Regions from separate parts of the Homo sapiens genome. Here region 1 is linked to region 2. A link is an interaction called in ENCODE POLR2A ChIA-PET data of the cell type or tissue named here. Cell type or tissue: HepG2. All regions are shown on one strand. Links, peaks and the distances in the headings refer to the core of each region. The heading gives the core; the rest is flanking DNA. Region 1 overlaps PTAFR (platelet activating factor receptor). Region 2 has its middle 9.8 kb from the start of IFI6.

Region 1 (12,447 bases), core at 8,195-10,694, 470 kb before region 2:
CCTGGGAAATCAACCAGCACATACCTCCTTCTGTCCATCTCCCGATGGTCCCTCCTCTCTGGCTGTCCAGCTATGGATGAGAACCCCTTCTCCAGGTTCCCTAGGGACTGGGAATGTTTCCAGCAGGGATGAGGGCCGAATGCTGCACAGGGAAAAGGGTACCAGATCCAGACAGCAGAATTCTTCTGTCTCATGAATATTTATGGCCTCTCTACCCCACCCCCAGCTGAAGGCTGTGCCTGGGCCAGCTGCCCAGCCTCGATCCATCAGGGAACTGTGCCCATGTGTTAAACTGAGTGGTCTGAGCCTCTTCTTTTCTTTCCAAATGTTCATCCTCTTCCTGAGCTGTTGAAAGCTTTGTTGCCATTAGCTGGAGGCTCTATCTGGAGCTGGCAGGAAAGCCAGTGTGTAGGTCAAAGCCCCTAGGTCAATGTTGGCCCACAGTCCCCTCCCCTGGCTCCAAGCAGCTGGGCCAGTGGGGAGAGGGAGGCTTGGTCATTTGTGGCTCAGGTCCTGTTCCAGCCACTTTGCATACTTATCTTTGAAACCATTGTTAGGATTGTAAGATTTTGCAAATGAAGACATTGAAGGTTAGAGAGGCGAGGTCACTTGCCCCAGGTCATACAGCAAGTAAATGGTAAGCCAGGTATGAACCTGTAGACCTTTCTGACTCCAGAGACCTTGTTCTCCCTAACCCACTCCACCCCAGTACAGCTCCCCTGGGGAGACTGTGCACACTTCCTTTGTGCCGGGGATTTCGGAGCCATCATCAGGGCATGGCCACTCATCCATTCATTCCTCGGTGCCCGACACTGGGATTGAAGAGATGAAAAAGATCTAGTCCCTGCCCTCAGGAAGTGCCCAGTCTGACAAGGAAACAGCCACAGAAATTAATACTTAAAACATACTGTATCAGGTGCTAGACTGAGGAATGCGCCCAGTGCATAGGGACCCAGAGAAGAAGGCAACTCATTTTGCCTGTGGCGATCAGGGAAGGCATCCCAGAGGAAGTGCTTTTTCAGATTAGGTCTTAAGATGAGTAAGATTTTTCTAGGTAAAGCAATAGGCAAAAGCAGGCTGCTGGAAAGGCAAAGAGATTTGAGGAAAAATGGAGTTTTTAGGGAAGCAGCGAGAAATTCAGTGCAGCAAGAGTAGAAAATGAGTAGCGGGGAATGGTGGAAAATAAGATGGGAAAGGAGCTTAGACTTGATCCTGGGCCAGGGGAGCCACGGAAGATGTTAGCCCAGGCAAGTGTGTGGCTGGCAGTTGTTGGGGTACAACATGTCTCAGATTTCGGTGCGTGCACGAATCGCCTGGGAATCTTATTAACATATGGAGTCTTTTTTTTTTTTTTTTTTTTTTTGGAGACAAAGTCTCGCTCTGTCGCCCAGGCTGGAGTGCAGTGGTGTGATCTTGGCTCACTGCAACCTCTGTCTCCTGGGTTCAAGCAATTATTCTCCTGCCTCAGCCTCCAGAGTAGCTGGGATTACAGGCACCCACCACCATGCCTGGCTAATTTTTGTAGTTTTATTAGAGAGGGGGTTTCATTATGTTGGTCAGGCTGGTCTCGAACTCCTGACCTCAAGTGATCCACCTGCCTCAGCCTCCCAAACTGCTGGGATGACAGGCGTGAGCCACCATGCCCGGCCAACATACAGATTCTGATACAGGAGATCTGGGGTGGGACCCAAGATTCTGCATTTCTAACAAGCTTGCAGGTGGTGCCAATGCTGCTCGTCCAAGGACCACAGTTTGAGTCCTGAGTTTGTAGAGGGCTCACTCTGCCTTGTGTGGCAGCTGCTCTGTCTGGGGAGTAGGCAATCCTGTCGGTTGCTGGGTGTTTGTTCACCTGACAAATGTTTACCAAACTTTTGCCCCAGCCAAGCTCCCTGAGTACAGGGGACGGGGAGAGGAATTGAAAATGCCACTTTCTGGTCCATGCCACCACCATCTCTGACCTCCAAAATGCTCTTGCTGTTTCCACGCTTGCTCCCTACCATCTATTCTCTACCTGACAGCTAGAGCGAGTCCGATCATGTTACTTGCCTGCTTAGCGACACTGAAGCAGCTCTCCGAGGCTCACAGAATAAAATCCCAACTCCTTACCATGGCTCAGGAGTGATCTGCAGCCAGGTGTCCTCTGATCACATCCCACTCTTCCCATTTCTCACTCCCCTAGGGCCACACCAACCTTTCAGTTTCTTGTTCCTACTTCAGAACATGATGAAATTATTCCCATTACAGGCCCTTTGCACATGATACTCTCTGGCTGGAATAATCCAGATCGTCCTCTTACTTGTTCCTTTTTTCTTTTTTAGAGTTCAGCCAGGGGTAGACACAGATTTTATAGGTTACTAAAGCTTATACAATTTGAAGGGCCCCCCTTTGAAGATACCAAATTACAAATATACAATTAGATACAGGGCCTAGGAGAGGGCCTTAAAGCTTAAGCTTCATTGACTTCATGGTAAAGCTGTCTGTGGTTTTGTTTGTATGTCACCTCCTCCAAGAAGCCTTTCCTGGTCATTCTACTTAAAACAGCCACCAGCTGGGTGCAGTGGCTCATGCCTGTAATCCTAGCACTTTGGGAGACTAAATCAGGCAGATCACTTGAGCTCAGGAGTTCAAGACCAACCTGGGCAACATAGTGAGACCTTGTCTCTATTTATTAAAAAATAAAAATAAAAAAAAAGCCATCTACCCTATCTTCATGTTACTATTTTTATTTCCTTCATTAAATTCATCACAATTTGAAATTATCTTATTTGTTGCTCCACTTATTTTTGACTGTTTCCCCCAACTAGAATGTAAGCTCCTCGAGAGCAGGAACTTTGTTTTGTTTCTGCAGTCTCCCCAACATAGTGCCCAACACCCAGAAGGATGTCAATAACTGTGAGGTGAATGCATGGACATTGTCTCTGCCTCTGGTTGGCAGAGAGGTCACATAGAGGCAATTTCAGTGGGATAAAGAGCTATGAGCTACGGAAGTCCAAAGAATGGGCACTTAACCAGACCGCGGGTGGAGCTGGGTGTGCAGGAGGCCAGGAGTCTTAGAAAGAGCTACTTGGAGGAAATGAGGTCTGAGCAATCTTAAAGAATGTTCTAGTAAACATCCAGACAATGACAAGGAAGGGAGGATTTCTTGGCAGAGGAAACAGCATGAATAAAGTAATGAAAGTGCAAGCTCTCAGGCCCAGAGGAGAATCAGCTGGTTACATTTTGGGTGATTTCAAGGGTTCTACTCATGCAAAGATACAGTGATAGGCACCAAGTTTGGGTTGGGGCCAAGGGAGTGGGAGTCACATGGGGGCCAGGAGCCTGGGATTGAACAGAAGGCAGCAGAAGTAGGAAGAGCCAGGATGACGGGTACTGGTGGCACCAACGGGTTTGAGTCAAGCAGGGACTCCACCAGCACTCCCCTTACTGATTCTGGTCCTGTATCTGGAAGGAGGAGGCCTACTCTTGCTGGGGCTCCTGTGGGGCCTGTGTGGACTGGGGAGGCTCTGAAGTCAGATAGACCCAAGTATACAATCTCCTAGGTTGGGTTCCTGGGAAGCCAACTTTGAAATAGAGATTAGCATGCAGGCACAATTTTCCTGGAATATTTTATTCTCGTGTGTGTGTGGGGGGTGGCGGGGGGAGGCAAGGTGGGGATGGGTGTAGAGATGAGGTCTTGCTATGTTGCCCAGGCTGGTCTTGAATTCCTGACCCATCCTCCTTCCTCAGTTTCCCCAAAGTGCTGGTATTACAGGCATGAGCCACCACACCTGGTCTTCCTGGAATTTTTTTTTTTTTTTTGAGATGAAGCCTTGCTGTGTTGCCCAGGTTGGAGTGCACATCTAATAGCTAAGGAATTTAACAATACAACCACCATATCATTATCCTACCTAAATAAATAAACATTTTTTTAATACCATCTGTGTTTGAGTTTTCCCAAATGTCTTTTTTTTTTTTTTAATTCTTTTTTGTGTGTGTGTGACAGGGTCTTGAGGCTCTGTTGCCCAGGCTGGAGTGCAGTGGCATAATCACAGCTCACTGCAGCCTTGAACTCCTGGGCTCAAGCAATCCTCCTGCCTCAGCTTCCTGAGTAACTGGGACTAGAGGTGTGCACCACCACACCCAGCTAACTTTTAAAAATTTTTAGGAGTGATGAGGTCTTGCTATATTGCCCAGGCTGATCTCAAACTCCTGAGCTCAAGCAATTGTTCCGCCTTGGCCTCCCCAAAGTGCTGAGACCAGGCATGAGCACCACAGCCAGCCCAATTGTCTGGAAAATATTTTTTACAGTTGGTTTATTTGAATCAGGATCCAAACAAGGTCCACACACAGCATTTTGTTGCTCAATCAAACTTCTTTTTTTTTTTTTGAGACGGAGTTTCGTTCTCGTTGCTCAGGCTGGAGTGCAGTGGTGCTATCTCGGCTCACTGCAACCTCTACCTCCTGGGTTCAAGCGATTCTCCTGCCTCAGCCTCCCCAGTAGTTGAGATTATAGGCGTCTGGCTAATTTTTGTATTTTTATTAGAGATGGGATTTCACCATATTGGCCAGGCTGGTCTGGAACTCCTGACCTCGAGTGATCGTCCTGCCTCGGCCTCCCAAAGTGCTGGGATTACAGGAGTGAGCCACTGTGCCTGGCTCAATCGAACTTCTTGAGTGAGGATTTGACATTCCCCTTTCTCTCCTATCACTCACCCCTCAACCCATGCCTGGGCAACTGCTCTCCCTGTGATCACATGATCTGATCACATGAGATTGATTTCCATGTTTCCACATCCAGTGTTTGCTTTTCTGTCTGCATTGTCATTCATCTCCCTGTGGCTTTTCACACTGTTGCCCATGTCTTCCCAAGCTCTTGAAACTTTCTTCCCTTAGGCCTCAAGCATGGAACCCTCCTTGTCTCTGACTGTCCTGTCTCTGCCTCCATAGGTCTGTCCTCCTCTGACTTCTTCCTTGATGTTGGGCTCTTCAGGGTTTAACCCTGGTCCTTTTGGGTGTTTCACAGGCATCCCAGATGGGATATGTCCTCATATGAATTCATCCTCCCTGCCCTCATGCTGTTCCTCCTCAGTGTCTTCTCCATGAAGACAGACACCACCATGTCCTCAATCATCTGGCCCAGACACCTGGCAGTTCTCTTTGTTTCCTCCTTTTCTCTCAACCAATATCCCATCCGTTACCAAATTCTGTCCATCTGATTTCCCAAATAACTCTCACAACCATCCATTTCCCTCCATCGGCTCTGCCCTGGTGCAGTCCTCTTGAGGCCCTCCAGACGACTGCACGTGTCTCTTTGCTGTCTCCCTGACTCTGGTCTGATCACCTCCAGTTCATTCTGTGCACAGTGGTCAAAGCCATCTTCCCCAAATCCAGACCCAGTCTTGTCCCTTCCAAGCTCAAGATCCTTCAATAACTCCCATTGTCTGCAGAATAAAGTCCAGACTCCTTAGACTAACCTCTAGGACCCATCTTGAGTTGACTGATGATTTTTTTTTTTTAAGATGGAGTCTGGCTCTGTTGCCCAGGCTGGAGTGCAGTGGCATGATCTTAGCTCACTGCAACCTCCACCTACTGGGTTCAAGCGATTCTCCTGCCTCAGCCTCCCAAGTAGCTGGAATTACAGATGCGTGCCACCACACCCGGCTAATTTTTGTATTTTTAGTAGAGACAGGGTTTCACCATGTTGGTCAGGCTGGTCTCAAACTCCTGACCTGATGATCCACCCGCTTCGGCCTCCCGAAGTGCTGGGATTACAGGCGTGAGCCACCGCGCCTGGCCCTGTTGCTTATTTTTAAAGCCCTGTCTCTTCTCAACTCCTTAAAGTTTTGGCCAAACCAAATGTCTCACGTTCCTTTAGAATGAAGTACGCCTTTGCCTATTCTTCCAGGCCTCTGTCCCGCAGTCCCCTGTGCCTGTTATTCCTCTCTCCTCGCACTATCAAATTAACTCCTTCAGCATAGGCAGGAGGTCTCTCCTCACCCTCAAGTCTGGGTAGGGGCAGCTTCTCTGAAACCGCGTTACACCTGATACATCCATCATCATAGCACCGCCCGCTTATCTATTTCTGAATCTCTCTCTTGCAAAATGGCCTGTGAGCTGCTCAAGGGCTGGGTCTGTTCTCTGAGGCCTCAGGGCACTGCTCAGCTCCGGGAGCTGTGAGTGCTTGTCCAACGAATGCATGAATGAGCAACTGAATGAGTGAATTGGGCTAGTCTGTGTGTGTGTTCTGTTCACATGGTGAGAAGGTTTTTTTAAAAACTCAAAATTGCCAGGCGTGGTGGCTAATGCCTGTAATCCCAGCACTTTGGGAGGCCGAGGCGGGCAGATCACAAGGTCAGGAGATCAAGACCATCCTGGCTAACATGGTGAAACCCCATCTCTACCAAAAATACAAAAAAAATTAGCCGGGCGTCGTGGCAGGCGCCTGTAGTCCCAGCCACTCGGGAGGCTGAGGCAGGAGAATGGCGTGAACCCAGGAGGCGGAGCTTGCAGTGAGCTGAGATCGCGCCACTGCACTCCAGCCTGGGTGACAGAGGGAGACTCCACCTCAAAAAAAAAAAAAAAATCAAAATTAATGCAAAAAAAATTATGATAAACAAAGTACCAAAATGTTAGATGAAGACAGTATCATAATAGTGCCAGGCAGTTATATTAGAGATTGAGGCAAGAGGAAGAATCAGTAATACTCCTTTTGATTTAAAAAAATATTGCATTAAAATATTATTTATTGGCCAGGCACAGTGGCTCACACCCGTAATCCCAGCACTTTAGGAGGCCGAGGCGGGCGGATCACTTGAGGTCAGGAGTTCGAGACCAGCCTAGCTAACTAAAATTATAAAAATTAGCTGGCCATGGTGGGCATGCCTCATCTCTACCAAAAAATACAAAAATTAGCTGGTGTGGTAGCGTGTGCCTGTAATCCCAGCTACTTGGGAGGCTGAGGTAGGAGGTTGGCTTGAGCCCAGGAGGTGGAGGTTGCAGTAAGCCAAGATTGTGCCACTGCACTCCAGTCTGGGTGACAGAGCCAAGCCCTGTCTCAAAAATAAATAAACAAAATAAAATATTATTTATCTTGATTGCTGAGGTTTAGTGTCTTCTTAAATTTTGCAACCAGTGAATGCCTCACATGTTTCACTCTAGTCCTGGCCCTGGCGGAAAGGCTTTCTCAATAGGCGTGGGCAGGCAGGGTGCAGGAACCCAGGAAGAGGAAGGCATTTTGTGATGGGCAAGGGGGCGGGGGTAGCAGGGAGGTGCGGACCTGACTGCCCCCAAGACCCAGAATGAGCACCATGCCCTGCCCAGCTGTGAGCTGCCCCCAGCCACCACACAGGCCAAATATGCCTCCATGCCCTGGAAACAGGACCCCCAAGGCAAGAAGGTATAACCAGTATAGCCTGAGAGAGAAACAAGGCCGGTCCTGGATGAACTGGGCATCTTGGGATCCAAGGAAGGGCAGGGGTGCTGAGATTGTGGAGCAGCAGTATTCAAGTCTTCTGGTCTCAGGGTCCTTTTATATCCTTAAAGATTATTGAGGGTGCCAAAGAGCTTTTGTTTACATAAGTTATCTCCAGCAATATTGTATTAAAAATGAAAACTTAGACATTCTAAAAATTTTCATTTTTAAACAAAAACACCCAATAATAAACTCTTTCCATGTTAACATAAATAACACATTTTTGTAAAAATAGCTAGATTTTCTAAAACATAAACAATTTAGGGAGAGAAGTGGATTGATTTACATTTTTTACACATCTCTTTAATGTTGGGCTAAATAGAAGACAGTTGGATTCTCATATCTGCTTTTGCACTTAGGCTGCTGTGATATGTTGTTTTGGTTGAAGAAAATCTGCCTTCACACAGATACATACTTATAAAGGGAGGGATCTTTTAATGGCTTTTTCAGATAATTGGTGATATTTTCTTTTTTTTTTTTTGGAGTTTTGTTCTTGTTGCCCAGGCTGCTGGAATGCAATGGCATGATCTCGGCTGACTGCAACCTCCGCCTACTGGGTTCAAGCGATTCTCCTGCCTTAACCTCCCGAGTAGCTGGGATTATAGGTGCCTGCCACCACACCCGGCTGATTTTTTGTATTTTTAGTAGTGGTGGGGTTTTACCATGTTGGCCAGGCTGGTCTCGAACTCCTGACCTCAGGTGATCCACCCGTCTCGGCCTCCCAAAGTGCTGGTATTACAGGCATGAGCCACCACGCCTGGCAGATACTATTCTTTGATATGATATCAAAGCCCCGCATATAGTAGTTTCTTAAAGGTTCGTTGTGATGTAGAACCTACATCATATCAATGGACTTTTTCGTTGTTTTACTTTTTGAGACAGGGTCTTGCTGTGTTGCCCAGGCTGGAGTGCAGTAGTGAAGTCACAGCTCTCTGCAGCCTTGACCTTCCAGGCTCAATTGATCCTTCCACCTTGGCCTCCTGAGTAGCTGGGACTACAGGAGTGCACCACCATGCCTTGCTAATTTAAATTTTTTCTTTTGTAGAGAGGGGATTTTGCCATGTTGACCAGGCTGGTCTCAAACCCCTGGGCTCCAGCAATCTGCCTGCCTTGGCCTCCCAGAGTGTTGAGATTACAGCCGTGAGCCAAGTCCATTGAAGACCTCCCTAAAGCAGTGAAATTCAGCTGAGGTCTGAAGCATGAGTTGCACTTGGCCAGGTGAAAGTGGGGAGTGGAGCCAGGCGAGATGGCTCACGCCTGTAATCCCAGCACTTTGGGAGGCCGAGGTGGCGGATCATGAGGTCAGGAGTTCGAGATCAGCCTGACCAACATGGTGAAACGCCGTCTCTACTAAAAATACAAAAATTAGCCGGGTGTGATGGCACACACCTGTAATCCCAGCTACTCAGGAGGCTGAGGCAGGAGAATCGCTTGAACCTGGGAGGCGGAGGTTGCAGTGAGCCGAGATTGCACCACTGCGCTCCAGCCTGGGTGACAGAGCGAGACCCCATCTCAACAACAACAACAAAAAAGGAAAGCGGAGAGTGAGGAGTGGGTAGGGAAGAGCATTCAAAACAGCAAGATGGGTATTGTGGAGGCTTCTAGGCAGGAAATGTCTGGACAGGTTTGAAGGTCCGCCTGGGAAGTCCGTTCTGGCTAGAGCCTGATGCTAAGGTGGCACGAGGTGAGGGTGGAGTGGCAGCTGGAGGTCAGGGCAAGGGCCATCTGATAAGCTTATTTCCGTTCCTGGAAACCACCAAGCTCTTGCCGCACTTTTGGACCCATGCAGAGTTCTCTGCCTGGAATGTTCTGCTCTTGTTCCTCCTTCAGGCCTCAACTGAAATGTCACCTCCTTTCTAAGTAGATCTCTTTTTGTTCTCAATATCCGTGCTGCCCTCCCTCCCCCCCCACTTTTTTTTTTTTTTTTTTTTGAGACAGAGTCTTGCTCTGTCACCCAGGCTGGAGCGCAAAGGCATGATCTGGGCTCACTGCAACCTCTGCCTCCCAAGTTCAAGCGATTCTCCTGTCTCAGCCTCCCAAGTAGCTGGGATTACAAGTGCCCACCACCATGCCTGGCTAATTTTTTGTATTTTAGTAGAGATGGGGTTTCACCGTGTTGCCCAGGCTGGTCTCGAACTCCTAAGCTCAGGCAATCCACCCACCTTGGCATCCCAAAGTGCTAGGATTACAGGCGTGAGCCACCACGGCCGGCCCAATCAGCACTCCTGTTTGTTTGTATAACAACGGTGTTTGTTTAAATTGCTTTTGTCTGTCTACCCCGAGAGATGTAAGTTCTCTGAGGTCAGGGCCCCCTTGCTGGGTGTTCGCCCTATAGCTCCTGTGCTTAGCTGTGTGCCTTACCTGCAGTTGGTGCTCAGAAATATTTGTTGGATGGATGTGTGAAAGAACAGAGCTGGATCTGAGATCCTGGCACCATTCCTTAATAGCCGTGTGACCTTGCACAAGTCATATAACCACCCCGTAGTCAGCTTCCTATTCTGTAGCATGGGATCTTACTTCCTATGGCAAAGTGTTTGTGTGAGACTCAAATGAGGTAGTACACGTGGAAGCACCTAGCAGGGTACCTGGCTCCAAAGAAGGTGCTCCAAGTGTTGTCTTCCTTGTGTCTCACTCCCTTTTTTTTTTTTTTTTTTTTTTTTTCTGAGACAAGGTCTCATCCCATTTTCTGAGACAAGGTCTCACCCCATCATCTAGGCTGGAATGTCAGTGGCACAATCTCCGCTCACTGCAACCTCTGCCTCCCGGGCTCCAGCGATCCTCCCACTTCAGCCTCCCAAGTAGCTAGGACTACAGGCAAGCACCACCACGCCTTGCTAATTTTTTTTCTTTTTTTTGAGATAGAGTCTCAATCTGTCTCCCAGTCTGGAGTGCGGTGGCACAATCTCGGCTTACTGCAATCTCCGCCTCCCGGGTTTAAGCGATTCTCCTGCCTCGGCCTCCAGAGTGGCTGGGACTACAGGCACCCACCACCACGCCCAGCTAATTTTTGTATTTTTAGTAGAGACACAGTTTCACCATATTGGCCAGGTGGGTCTCGAACTCCTGACCTTGTGATGTGCCTGCTTCGGCCTCCCAAAGTGCTGGGATTACAGGTGTGAGCCACCGCGCCTAGCCTGTATTTTTTTTTTTTTTTTTTTTTTGTAGAGACAGGGTTTCACCATGTTGCCCAGCCTGGTCTCAAACTCCTGGACTCAAGGATCTGTCTGCCTTGGCCTCCCAAAGTGTTGGGATTACAGGCGTGAGCCACCACGCCTGGCCTACTGCGCTCTTTTTACTACACTATTAGATATTATGAGCTGGACCTTGCTTAGCCCCAGCTGGGTTCTTGCTTCCCATCCTCCTCCCTGCCTGCTGCTTCCCTGAGTCATGCCCACTGCAATGTAAATAACAGGGCAGCTCCTAGGAGCTTGCAATGACAGCAATAGTGGGAGGAACAAGAGGGAAGGGAGCAACTGTTTTGTTTTGTTCGAAATGGTGTCTCACTATGTTGTCTAGGCTGGTCAAGCGATCCTTCTGCCTCAGTACCCTGAGTAGCTGAGACTACAGGCGTGCACCACTATGCCTGGCTAATTGTTTCATTTTTTATTTTACTAGAGACGGGAGTCTCACTGTGTTGCCCAGACTGGTCTTGAACTCCTGGGCTCACTCGGTCCTCCCACCTTGGCCTCCCAAATGCTGGGATTACAGGCATGAGCCACTGTGCATGTCCTTACATTGTATTTTCAAAATTTTAAATTATTAAGATAATAAATGCCCTTTAAAGATTCAAACAAACACATAAAAGTATAAAGTAAATAAACTTCCCACTAAGCTACCTCACCTTCCCAGAGGCTACTTACCACTGTCAACTATTTGAGGTGTATCCTTCTAGATCTTCTATTCAAACACGCATATATAGTGGGGTCATAACAAACATTTTCTGCAACTTTTTTTGTTTTGTTTTGTTTTTATTATTATTTATTACTTATTTATTTTTTCGAGACAGAGTCTTGCTCTTCCTGCCCAGACTGGGGTGCAGTGGCTTGATCTCAGCTCACTGCAACCTCCACCTCCCGGGTTCAAGTGATTCTCCTGCCTCAGCCTCCCAAGTAGCTGGGATTACAGGCGCCTGCCACCACGCCCAGCTAATTTTTGTATTTTTAGTAGAGACAGGGTTTCATAATGTTGGCCAGGCTGGTCTCGAACTCCTGACATCAGGAGATCCACCCACCTCAGCCCAGCCTCCTGAGTAGCTGGGACTACAGGCATACAACACCACACCCAGCTGATTTTTTGTGTTTTTGTACAGACAGGGGTTGCACCATGTTGGCCAGGCTGGTCTTGAACTCCTGACCTCAGGCGATCCGCCCACCTTGGCCTCCCAAAGTGCTGGGATTACAGGCGTAAGCCATCATGCCTGGGCAGACAGTTATATTTTAAAATGGAATAAAAGAAGAGAAACAGAACTGCCATTGATTGTATTGACTATCAGGTGCTATTTATTGTAAAAACACACCATTATTTTATGTAGGAAAAAACACTGCATGGTCAGGGGTGGTGGCTCTCGCCTGTAATCCCAGCACTTTGGGAGGCCAAGGCTGGCAGATTCCTTGAGCTCAGGAGTTCGAGAACAGCATGGGCAACATAGCAAAACCCCTTCCCTACAAAAAATACAAAAATTAGCTAGGTGTGGTGTCACACGCATACCTGTAGTCCCAGCTACTCAGGAGGCTGAGGTGGGAAGATTGCTTGAGCCCAAGAGGTTGAGGTTGCAGTGAGCTGTGATCGCACCACTGCACTCTAGCCTGGGTGACAGAGCAAGACCTTGTCTATAAAAAGCAAAAAACAAAGAAAAGAAGAGAAAAAAGGAAGAGAAATGTATTTCTCATAGTTCTGGAGGATGTTCATGATCAAGGCACCAGCAGGTTTAGTGTCTGATGCCTGGTTATCTGCTTCCAAGATGGCACCTTGAAAGCTGTGACCTCACATGGCAAAAG
Region 2 (12,447 bases), core at 4,536-7,035:
TTTACAATGACCAGGCATTCACCCGCTAAGGATGCCTGTATATGGCAGATGCAGCTGACAGCCATAACTTAACTGAAGCGTACCCTGAGAATGATCCTAGGGTCTAAGAAGAATGTGTGTTCGGAGTCCTGAGCTAAGGAATCCGGGAGTGGCCAACCCAGAGTTTCACTCCTTATCTATGAAGGACATCTGAGCCCCTGGCTCATTCCTTGGAACACAGGCCATACAGGGGATGGAGTCCCTTTTTGTGGATTAACTGGAGGTTGCTGGGTAGAGGTTGCTAGGTGGAAGGTGCTAAGTGAAAATGCTGTATCAACTGCATGCGTTTCATAAAACGCATGCCCTGTTTCATAAATGCATGCTCCTGTCCAGCCCACCACCACTGGACCATCCCTGTGTGTAAGTTCCCCTCAGTAAACCCTAAGTCTCATTCACTGGTTCCGGCCTCTAGGACACAGTGCCATCCCTATTGGAGTCAACAGGAGTCCTGCATGACAATGCCTATTACCCGGGTCATGATAAATGCTGTGGTTCAGGCAGCCTCTTTTGCATGGGCACCTCATGTAACCTTACTACTGCAAAACTGAGCTATAGTCAGAGAAGCCTTATCAAATTTGCTACCTCAGCTTCCCCTCCTGGGTCTTACGGATGGTAATGAAAACATTAAGGCAACTAACAAGAGAATAGGTAATGGGAGAGGGGAGAATCAAAGGATTTCTCCCACGAAGGCAAACATTTTTAAATGGTTATTAAGAAATAAGGCAAGAGCCACTGGCACCTGATGCCTCCCGGAGTTCATGTCCCTTCTGCCTTTCCAAGGGGTGCTTCTGTCAGACTGGCCAGGGGACAATACCCTGTTCCAGTTGAAATTTATGGTGAAGCAGCTGGAGAAACCAGACAAGAAGGCAGAAAAGCACTCCTACGCCAACCAGGCCAAAGTGAAGAAGTCCCTTCAGCAGAAAAATGTAGAGTGCACCCGTGTGTACACCAAGAACACCATCTGCAAGGAGAACAGCAGCGTGAACTGGCTCTACATGGCATCCGCCTGGACACAGTGGCCCCCGAGGTGCAGACAGCTGTGACCATGAAGGTGGTAACCAAGAACATGGTGTAGGTGACCAAAGCCCCAGACAAGGCCTGAACACCACGGACCTGCAGAAGGCCTCTGCAGCGATGGACAGGTTTGAGTAGCAAGTGCAAAACCTGGCCATGCACACATTAGTGATGGAGGATTCCATGAGCTCGGCCGCCACACTGACCATGCCTCAGGAGCAGGTGGACAGACCCATTGTGCAGAGCGCCAAGGAGAATGGCCTGGAGGTCCTAGACCAGCTCAGCCAGTTGCCCAAGGGTGCCTCTGCCGGGCGAGAGCTCCGTGTGAAGCCAGGAGGAACAGCTGTCAAGGGCGTTAGCCGCCCTGAGGAATTAGCCGCACCCTGCCGTGGGCACCGCCTCTGCTCTGTGATGTGCCGCAAGGCTCCTGGCCTCCTCCCCTCCCCCCGGCATCTTGCCTTTTTGTTGATCCTGCAGAGCTGCAGCTGGCAGCTACTGTCGCCCAGCTCCTCTCACCTGCCTGGCCTAGGTGGCCCTGGAGTTGTTCCTGTTTTCTTAGGTTGGGCGGTGGATCTGTGTCCTGGTGTTGAGTAGGGGTGACTTCTGTGACTCTGGGGCCAACAGCTGGGAGGTCAGCAGGCTCTCTTTTGCTCTCTGTGGAGTCGATGGGGTCTGGCCAGTGGGTGCCATGTAAACTTTTGCTCAACACTGCGGGGACCTTCAGACTCCGTGATAGGAGACATGCTGCTCACTGTCAGCCAGTGGGGGTCAGGGCTGCCCTGTTTTCCAGGCAGCTCCTGGAGAAGGCCTCTCCACGCACCCTGCCCCTACCACCAATGGGCAGGAGGTCCCACCATGTGAACGGACACAGCCTGAAGAGGCACCAGTGGCTCGTGTGTGCTGGGGAACGTCAGGTGCCACCCAACACTGTCTTGGTGGCATTTACAGATGATGACCCTCCCCCTCTTCCTCCTCTGTCATTCTAGGGGTGGGGTCTGGGCTGCTCCTGACAGCTGGCTGAGCCTCCCTGGGCCTCCTGCCCTCAGCTCCCCTGGTTCTTAAAGCTGCCCAGTCCATGGGGACAGAAACTTGCCCAGCTCCAAATCCAGGAGTTTCCACCCTGGGGTCCTCATCCTTGCTCATCTGCCACCTCTGGAGGTGCCTTGGGCTACATGGGCTGTGCTGTTGTGTCCCCTCAGCAGGGGGTCTGTCCATGCACTGGCCAGAATTGAGCATGTGCGTGGGGCCTCCTCGGTGATGCTGCCTGTGTGCCAATCTCTTCTGTCTCTCTAAATAACTGGGTGCCTCCCCCGACTGCACCCCATCCTACCTTCCCAGCGTGGAAGCCAGAGTGGCTGGTGAAGGGAGCTTAGGAGAGTCACCTTCAGCTGGGCCAGTGGCTCTGTGAGGAAAACCTGTGCTGTGGCCACGCGGGCACCACCAGCTGCAGCTCATCAGGAGGACTCGGAGAGGGGGACGGCAGAGAGAGGGCTTTGGGCACAGCCTGCTGTTTTGTTTTTTCTGTTCCCTAAAGTTTACTTCATTTTCTTGAAGCTTCCAGGGTTTTGTTGTTGTTTGCCAAAGTAGAAAGGACAGGTGGCAGGCGGGGAGGGTGAGTCCCAGCCCCTCCTCTGCACCAGGGCTGCCGCGGTGTCATGGCTCTTATGAAGGGAAGCATAAGACCCTCACTCAGTGCGTTTGGTTTTCTTTTCAGGATTTCAGAGCCCCTGGGAGGAGATCCCATTGGTGGGTCTGGACATGCGGAGGTCAAGGCACCATCTGGCCATGGTCCTCTCCAGCCTCCCCAGAAATTGACCCACATGCTGGGTGTTGAAACAAGGTCCCTCTATCCCTTGCAAATAACAGCTTTGGAATTAACAGCTTTGGGGAGCTACCTTGTCCTCCCAAGGGTGCAGGGCTCCACAGAGCCAAGGGCCAGGCAGGGGCTACCTCAGCCCTGTCTCCTTGGGCACCAAAGCAGGGATTTGTTGAAGGAGAGAGCCATGTTTGCCCTTTTCCTAAAATGCTGCTGTAAATAAACAGGTCCCCCAGCAAGCAAGGAAGCAAAGGAAGGAAGGAAGGAAGGAAGGAAGGAGAAGGAAAGAAGAAAGGAGAGAGAGGGAGGGAGAGAAAGAAGAGAACACTGATAAGGGTGAAACTAAGAGGAAAAAGAAAGGGGAGAGTCATGAGACTCGTCTGAGCAGGATGGAAATCCTTAGATGGTTATTAAGAAATAGGATGAGTAAAATAAAAATTAATGAGGTTTTAAAAAAGGAAATTAATGCAGTGAAAACAAATGTCTTTTTTTTTTTTTTTTTTTTTTTTTTGAGACAGAGTCTCGCTCTGTCACCCAGGCTGGAGTGCAGTGGCATGATCTCAGCTCACTGTAACCTCTGCCTCCTGGGTTCAAGCAATTCTCCTGCCTCAGCTTCCCAAGTAACTGGGATTACAGGGACCTGCCACCACGCCTGGCTAATTTTTGTATTTTTAGTAGAGATGGGGTTTTGGCATGTTGGCCAGGGTAGTCTTGAACTCCTGACTTCAGGTGATCTGCCAGCCTCGGCCTCCCAAAGTGCTGGGATTACAGTCATGAGCCACTGCGCGTGGCCAAAATAAATGTCTTAATACAACACTATTGAAGGTTGGGTGGACCAAAGAGAGTCTCTGATGGTCTTCAACATTAAAGGCCCCAAACCAGTTTGCTCTATTTCCTCCAGTTTGGTGGAATTTTAAAAGCAGGAAGGTAAAGATTTACAATAAGAAACCCTACCTGGAATTGCCTGGGGTGATGGTCAGACTGGTTAATCAAGGGAAGATTGACAGAGAGGCCAGAGTCTCCTGGCCTGGCCTCTGGCTAAGGACCTAAACACTTATTGCCCAAGAGAGAATAAAATGGTCTGGGGAGGGGGTGGAGAAGAGAAGTTCCCGGGACATAAAAATATACTTGGTCAACAGGATTCTGAAAGTGGGAATGTCTAAACAGGCTTTACGTAAAGGCTTAATGTAAAGTGGTTGTGTCTCCTTTACCTAATGTTTTATGGAAATGGGCATTGTATATGACAGGGTTGTTCCCTCTACCTAGAACTGTAAAACAGAAGGCATGTAAATCCACCCTTCTGGAAATTTTAGTTGGACATGCTAAATGGAAACCCAAGCCCACACTGTAGAGTAGAAGCTGGAGTGCTGATAGGGACAAGTTCTCCATTCGATAGCTCTTTGTGGAGCATTTGCTGGGGCTATGACAAAAGCCTATGAGTGGCTGGGCATGGTGGCTCATACCTGTAATCCCAGCAATTTGGGAGGACAAGGCAAGAGGATCATCTGAGGTCAGGAGTTCAAAACCAGCCTGGCCAACATGGGGAAACCGCATCTCCACTAAAAATTTGAAAATTATCCAGGAGTGGTGGTGGGTGCCTGTAATCCCAGCTACTCGGGAGGCTAAGGCAGGAGAATTGCTTGAGCCCGAGAGGTGAGGCAGAGGTTGCAGTGAGCAGAGATGGTGCCACTGCACTCCAGCCTGAGCAACACAGCAAGACTCTGTCTCAGAAAAAAAAAAAAAAGAAGAAGAAGAAGAGAAAAGGCTGTGAGCACCTGCAAGCAAAGACTACTGAGATTTTGGACTAGACAATTTCCACTTGAGGGGCACTTACTAACTTGTTACGGGACATTAACTGAAGCTACCCCTGTGACTGAAGGACATAAAATGATCTTGACACCTGAAATACCCATGCGATCTCAGGTGATGTCACAGAAACACTCAAATAGAGACAGCAGTGTCCAGAAGAGTTCCATAACAAAATGGAAATGGCTTATACAGAAGCATGCTACCTGGGGAGTGCCAGGAGGAGATAAAAGAAAGGAGCCTCTTTTCTGCTAGGACTGGTTTGCGTGAGGAGCTGCTGGCTTCTACAGTGTCCCATAACGGCTCTCAACTGGCCAGCAAACAGCTTGGTTTGTGGATGGCAGTTCCAAGGTGAATGGACAACATTCTGTTTGGAAGGCTGCTCTGTTGATCAAAGAAGTGTGAAAATAAATAAAATGTAAACCTTGTTGGAACCCCACAAACACCTTAAGCTTTGAGAGAGATGTGACTGTGATCTTGTAGCAGGACAAGCCACGGACAAAACCCCTCAGACACTGAGTTAAAGAAGGAAGGGCTTTATTCGGCTGGGAGCTTCGGCAAGACTCACATCTCCAAAAACCGAGCTCCCCAAGTGAGCAATTCCTGTCCCTTTTAAGGGCTTACAACTCTTAGGAGGTCCATGTGAGAGGGTCATGATCGATTGAGCAAGCAGGGGGTATGTGACTGGGGGTGGCAGGCACTGGTAATCAGATCGGAACAGAACAGGACAGGGATTTTCACAGTGCTTTTCCATACAATATCTGGAATCTATAGATAACATAACCTGTTAGGTCAGGGGTCAATCTTTAACCAGGCCCAGGGCATGGCGCTGGGCTGTCTGCCTGTGGATTTCATTTCTGCCTTTGAGTTTTTACTTCTCTCTTTGGAGGTAGAAATTAGACAATATGAGGGGTGGTCTCCTCCTTTAATCTGAGTCTCATATGGTTACTACTTCCGTTTCTCAGATTATAGATTAACTCGCTTTCTTGTTTGTCTTATTCTGTACAATGACTAAGAGAGTTACATGATGTCAGGAATAAAAACCACCCTTCTTCCTAATGAATGACCCTTTGTGTAGATTAACTTCCCCATTGTTGTCCTGCTTTGCCTAGACCAGATAACAGAAAACCCATGACTATTACACCCTCTGTAAAAAATTTTAAATGCACCCATTCCAAAAAGAAACACTGCATAAACCAATCAAATTGCTGTACCTATGCACCAATTGTGTGTGAAAAATGTAAGGCCAGGCATGGTGGCTCACACTTGTAATCCCAGCACTTTGGGAGGCCAAGGTGGGAGGATTGCTTGAGGCCAGGAGTTTGAGATCAGCCTGGGAAACAAAGCGAGACCCTGTCTCTACAAAAAGTAAAAAAAATTAATTAGCCAGGTGATATGGTTTGGCTCTGTGTCCCCACTCAAATCTTATCTTATAGCTCCCATAATTCCCACATGTTGTGGGAGGGACCTAGTGTGAGATGATTGAATCATGGGGGCAGGTCTTTCCCATGCTGGTCTCATGATAGTGAATGGGTCTCACAAGATCTGATGGTTTTTAAAATGGGAGTTTCTCTACACAAGCTCTCTATTTGCCTGCCACCATCCACATAAGATATGACTTGCTTCTCCTTGCCTTCCGCCATGATTGTGAGGCCTCCCCAGTCATACGGAACTGTAAGTCCATTAAACCTCTTTCTTTTGTAAATTGCCCAGTCTTGGGTATGTCTTTATCAGCAGCATGAAAATGGACTAATACAGTAAATTGGTACCAGGAGTGGGGCGTTGCTGAAAAGATACCCGAAAATGTGGAAGCTACTTTGGAACTGGGTAACAGGCAGAGGTTGGAACAGTTTGGAGGGCTCAGAAGAAGACAGGAAAATGTGGGAAATTTAGAACTTCCTAGAGACTTGTTGAATGGCTTTGACTAAAATGCTGATAGTGATATGAACAATAAGGTCCAGGCTGATGTGTTCTCAAATGGAGATGAGGAACTTGTTGAGAACTGAAGTAAAGGTGACTCTTGTTATGTTAAAGAGACTGGCGGCATTTTGCCCCTGCCTTAGAGATTTGTGAAACTTTGAACTTGAGAGAGATGATTTAGGGTATCTGGTGGAAGAAATTTCTAAGCAGCAAAGCATTCAACAGGTGACTTGGGTGCTGTTAAAGGCATTCAGTTTCAAAAGGGAAACACTATAACAAAATTTGAGGGGTGCATTAAAGTTTGGAAAATTTGCAGCCTGACAATGCAATAGAAAAGAAAATCCCATTTTCTGAGGTGACTTGGGTGCTGTTAAAGGCATTCAGTTTCAAAAGGGAAATACTGTAAACAAAATTTGAGGAGTGCATTAAAGTTTGGAAAATTTGCAACCTGGCAATGCAATAGAAAAGAAAATCCAGGCCAGGCACGGTGACTCACACCTGTAATCCCAGCACTTTGGGAGGCCGAGGCAAGCGGATCACATTAGGTTGGAAGTTCAAGACAAGCCTGACCAACATGGAGAAACCCCGACTCTACTAAAAATACAAAATTAGCCAGGCGTGGTGGCGCATGCCTGTAATCCCAGCTACTCAGGAGGCTGAGTCAGGAGAATCGCTTGAACCCAGAAGGCAGAGGTTGCAGTGAGCTGAGATCATGCCATTGCACTCTAGCCTGGACAACAAGAGTGAAACTCCATCTCAAAAAAAAAAAAAAAAAAAAAAAAAAAGAAAGAAAGAAAGAAAGAAAAAGAAAAAGAAAAAAGAAAAGAAAAGAAAATCCCATTTTCTGAGGAGAAATTAAAGCTGGCTGCAGAAATTTGCATAAGTAACAAGGAACTGAGTGTTAATCACCAAGACAATGGGAAAAATGTCTCCAGGGCATGTCAGAGACATTTGTGGCAGCCCCTCCCATCACAGGCCTGGAGGCCTAGGAGGAAAAAGTGGTTTCATCAGCTGGGCCCAGGGTCCCCAAGTTGTATGCAGCCTAGGGACTTGGTGCCCTGTGTCCCAGCCACTCCAGCTGTGGCTTCAGAGGGTGCAAACCTCAAGCCTTGGCAGCTTCCATGTGGTGGTGAGCCTACAAGTGTGCAGAAGTCAAGAACTGAGGTTTGGGAACCTCCACCTAGATTTCAGAAGATGTATGGAAATGCCTAGATGCCCAGGCAGAAGTTTACTGCAGGGGTGGGGCCCTCCTGGAGAATCTCTGCTAGGGCAGTGCGGAAGGGAAATGTGGGGTCAGAGCCCCCACACAGAGTCCTTACTGGGGCACCATCTAGTGGAGCTGTGAGAAGAGGGCCACCATCCTCCAGACCCCAGAATTATAGATCCACTGACAGCTTGCACCGTGCACCTGGAAAAGCCGCAAACACTCAACACCAGCCCATGAAAGCAGCCGTGAGGGAGGCTGTACCCTGCAAGGCCACAGGACTGGAGCTGCACAAGACTATGGGGACATACCTCTTATATCAGCATGACCTGTATGTGAGACATGGAGTCACAGGAGCTCATTTTGGAGCTTTAATATTTGACTGCCCCCCCCTGGATTTCAGAGTTGCATGGGGCCTGTAGCCCCTTTGTTTTGGCCAATTTCTCCCACTTGGAATGGCTGTATTTACCCAATGCCTGTACCCCCATTGTATCTAGGAATTAACCAACTTGCTTTTGATTTTACAGGCTCATAGGTGGAAGGGACTTGCCTTGTCTAGGATGAGACTTTGGACTGTGGACTTTTGAGTTAATGCTGAAATGAATTGAGACTTGGGGGACTGTTGGGAAGGCATGATTGGTTTTGAAATGTAAAGATATGATATTTGGGAGGGGCTGGGGCAGAATGATATGGTTTGGCTCTGTGTCCCCACCCAAATCTCATCTTGTAGCTCCCATAATTCCCACATGTTGCAGGAGGGACAGTGTGGGAGACGACTGAATCATGGGGTAAGGTCTTTCCCCTGCTTTTCTTGTGATAGTGAATGGCTCTCACAAGATCTGATGGTTTTAAAAATGGGAGTTTCAGCCAGGCATGATGTACGCCTGTAATCCCAGCACTTTGGGAGGCTAAGGCGGGCAGATCACCTGATGTCAGGAGTTCGAGATCAGCCTGGCCAACATGGTGAAACCCCATCTCTACTAAAAATACAAAAATTAGCCAGGTGTAGTGGCATGGGCCTGTAATCCCAGCTACTCGGGGGGCTGAGGCAGGAGAATCGCTTGAACCGGGAGGTGGTGATTGTACTGAGCTGAAATTGTGCCACTGCACTCCAGCCTGGGCAACAAAGTGAGAACTTGTCTCAAAAAAAAAAAAAAAAAAAAAAAAAAAGACATACAACTCAAAAGATATTGCCATAATTAGCTGAGCATGGTGGTGCCCACCTGTAGTCCCAGCTACTTGGGAGGCTGAGGTGGGAGGATCACTTGAGCCCGGGAGGTTGAGGCTACAGTGAGCTGTGATCACAACACTGAACTCCAGCCTGGGTGACAGAGCAAGACCCTGTCCCCTGCCCCTGCAAAAAAGATACTGCCACTTTACTAAAATCCTATTCAATCATTAATAGTTAGTCCCATCCATCATATTGTATGAATGTCTCCCAGGGTGATGTCATTCAGGTTTGCAGGCTTCCATTCAATCTTGTCAGGTTCCAAAAGCAGGAGTGATCTCACCAAATATATATCACTCTTTCTGACATCTGGGATAACTGACCACAGACAATGTCATCTCTTGCTCTGAGCTCCTTTTGAGGTGTTAATGTAATATTGGGTTTCCCTCAATTCATAATCCATTTATTAAATTCTTTACCCTCAGCTACTATCCCTCTTTCTCTCCATTAATATCCAAAGATTTTACCTTTGGAAGGGACATTAAGATTGCCACTGTGCTGGTCTAGATTGCAGCCAGCAATACTAGTCTAGTAAGTACTCCTTAGTTCACTCCAATTTGAATAGGATAAGGTAGCAAAGGTGCAGAACTTGGCGGGTGATTTTTACCACCAGGCAGTAGGGCTGCATTCATTGTTAACTCCAATTTTGCACAACCCACCTCCATCAGGCCTTTAGGAATTGTGACATAAAGTTTAAAAACGTAGTTCTAGTTTTTTGCTTAGGAATCATCCCTGCTGCCAGCACTTTCCAGAACTCAGGGAAACACTTATATTTACTAGTTTATTATAAGGGATACTACAAGTGGGGACTGTGATATTATAGCTGCAGCCCTGATCCTAGGACTACATCAGGAAGAGGAGGAAAAAAAATTTTTTTGAAGTGATTTGGGGAAGAAAGAAAAACAGTTATGGCCATTGTACCAGTGTACTCCTCCCTTGGCAAGAATTGAATAATCATACCAGCATCCTCCTTGCTCCCTTTTTTCCTGATCTATTGGAAAAAATGAGGAAAATCTAGTGGGGCCACTCCTTTAGTCTCCACTTGTGTTGTGTGTGAGCAACATGTAAGCCAGCCCTTCATGCTTTCATCTCCCCCTATTTTAGACAACAAATGTTTCAATTACCCACTCCACTTCTCTATCAAACTATTACTTTGAGGAGGATATCTCTCTGCCCATTATTATTATTTTATTTTAATTCCTTTTTTTTTTTTTTTTTTTGAGACAGGGTCTTGCTCTGTCACCCAGGTTGGAGTGCAGTGGTGCAATCACAGCTCACTGCAGCCTCGACCTCCCAGGCTCAAGCGATCCTCCCATTTCAGCCTCCAAAGTAGCTGGGACTACAGGTGGGCACCACCATGCTTGGCTAATTATGGCAGTATCTTTTGAATTTTATGTCCTTTTTTTTTAGACAGGGTCTTGCTCTGTCTTGGAGTGCATGGAGTGCAATGGTGTGATCTCGGTTCACTGCAACCTCCGCCTCCCGGTTCAAGCAATCCTCCTGCCTCAGCCTCCCGAGTAGCTGGGGAGTTGTATGTACTTTTTGTTTTTGTTTTTTGTTTTGTTTTGTTTTTTTTGAGACAGAGTCTCGCTCAGTCGCCCAGGCTGAGTGCAGTGGCGGGATCTCGGCTCACTGCAAGCTCCGCCTCTCAGGCTCACGCCATTCTCCTGCCTCAGCCTCCTGAGTACTACAGGCGCCCGCCACCACACCCGGCTAATTTTTTTTTTATTTTTAGTAGAGATGGGGTTTCACCCTGTTAGCCAGGATGATCTCGATCTCCTGACCTCAACCCACCTCAGCCTCCCAAAGTGCTGGGATTATAGGCATGAGCCACTGCACCCGGCCTTGTATGTACTTTTGATGTAAGAAATTTTGGTTTTTAGAGGACGGGTTAATAGGTGCAGCAAACCACCATGGCACACATATACCTATGTAACAAACCTGCACGTTTTGCACGTGTATCCCAGAACCTAAATTAAAATTAAAAAAAAAAAGAAAAAGAAAGAAATTTGGGTTTGAAGGCCTGGTGCAGTGGCTCATGCCAGTAATCCCAGCACTTTGGGAGGCTGAGACAGGTGGATCACTTGAGGTCAGGAGTTCAAGACCAGCCTGGCCAACATGGTGAAACCCTGTTTCTACCAAAAATACAAAAATTAGGCAGGTATGGTGGCACATGCTTGTAATCCCAGCTACTTGGGAGGCTGAGGCAGGAGGATCACTTGAACCTGGGAGGTGGAGACTGCAGTGAGCCAAGATCATGCCACTGCACTCCAGCCTGGGCAACAGAACCACCATCTCAAAAAAAAAAAAAAAAATGGGGTTTGAAGACCAGAGGTGGACAGTGATATTGTGAAATAGATATTTGAAATAGATAACGAAGCCTCCATAAAAAACCAAAAAGACAAGGTTCCGAGAGCTTCCCAATAGCTGAACACATGGATGTTCCTGGAGGATGCTGTGCCCATTCCCCCATACCTCATTTCCTGGCATACAATTCCTAAAATCCTTGGTATCTCCAAAGTGATGCCTTTTGTGTGCTAATGATTTCTTATTTGTTTATTTTTTAGAGATGGGATCTCACTGTGTTGCCCAGGCTAGACTTGAATTTCTAGGCTCAAGCAATCTTCCCACCTCAGCCTCTCAAATAGCTTGGACTATAGGTGTATGCCACCATGCTTTGTATACTAATGATTGACTGATGGCCAGCAGTCTCTAGGTAGCTTCAGGATGGGGCTGGTCACTGGGAAGACCAAGGCAAGGTTAGAGGGTTGGGACTTTCAGCTCCACCCACTGAAGGGGAGAGGGACTGAAAGTCAAGTTGATCACCAGTGGCCAATGGTTTAATCAATCATTCCTATGTAATGAAGCCTCCATAAAAAAGCAAAAAGACAGAGTTCCGAGAGCTTCCCAATAGCTGAACACATGGATGTTCCTGGAGGACGCTGTGCCCATTCCCCCATACCTCACCCAACACATCTCTTCATGTAGCCTTTCTAATTTCCTGTGTAGTAAACTGCTAACTGTGTTTCCCTGTGCTCTAGGAGCCTCTCTAGCACATGAATTAAACCCAAAGAAGGGATTATGGGAATCCCAACTTGTAACCAGTCGGAAGTTCCAGAAGCCCTGATTTGTGTCTTGAGGGTGAGAGTTGAGGAGTCCCTCAACCTGTAGGATCGATGCTCTCTCCAGGTAGACAGTGTCAGAATTGAATTGGAGGCTGGGCACAGTGGCCTATGCCTGTAATCCCAGCACTTTGAGAGGCTGAGGCGGGCAGATCCCTTGAGCCCAGGAGTTCGAGACCACCTGGCCAACATGGCAAAACCCCATCTTTACAAAAAATACAAAAATTACCTGGGCATGGTGGTGCACCCCTATAGTCCCAGCTACTCGGGAGGCTGAGGCAGGAGGATCGCTTGAACA

The links. ChIA-PET counts read pairs that join two places held together with the same protein. Peaks named below come from ENCODE experiments on the same cell type or tissue, not always from the same donor. Only the 100,000 strongest peaks of a DNase experiment are listed, where the experiment ranks them.
Region 1: POLR2A ChIA-PET joins it to region 2 with 8 read pairs; 3 of 35 experiments call an interaction of 5 or more read pairs at or near these places.

The regions. Positions count from the first base shown.
Region 1 is chr1:28,151,746-28,164,192 of GRCh38, reverse strand. The region is part of intron 1 of PTAFR (platelet activating factor receptor); the gene reads left to right. Among named protein-coding and RNA genes, the nearest start is that of PTAFR, 19 kb to the left of the region's middle. In HepG2, for the core only: no CTCF peak of the experiment used is centred there; a DNase peak (open chromatin) is centred at 9,212.
Region 2 is chr1:27,675,791-27,688,237 of GRCh38, reverse strand. It overlaps the pseudogene CHMP1AP1. Among named protein-coding and RNA genes, the nearest start is that of IFI6, 9.8 kb to the right of the region's middle. RefSeq lists an enhancer at 5,486-5,780. In HepG2, for the core only: no CTCF peak of the experiment used is centred there; a DNase peak (open chromatin) is centred at 5,707.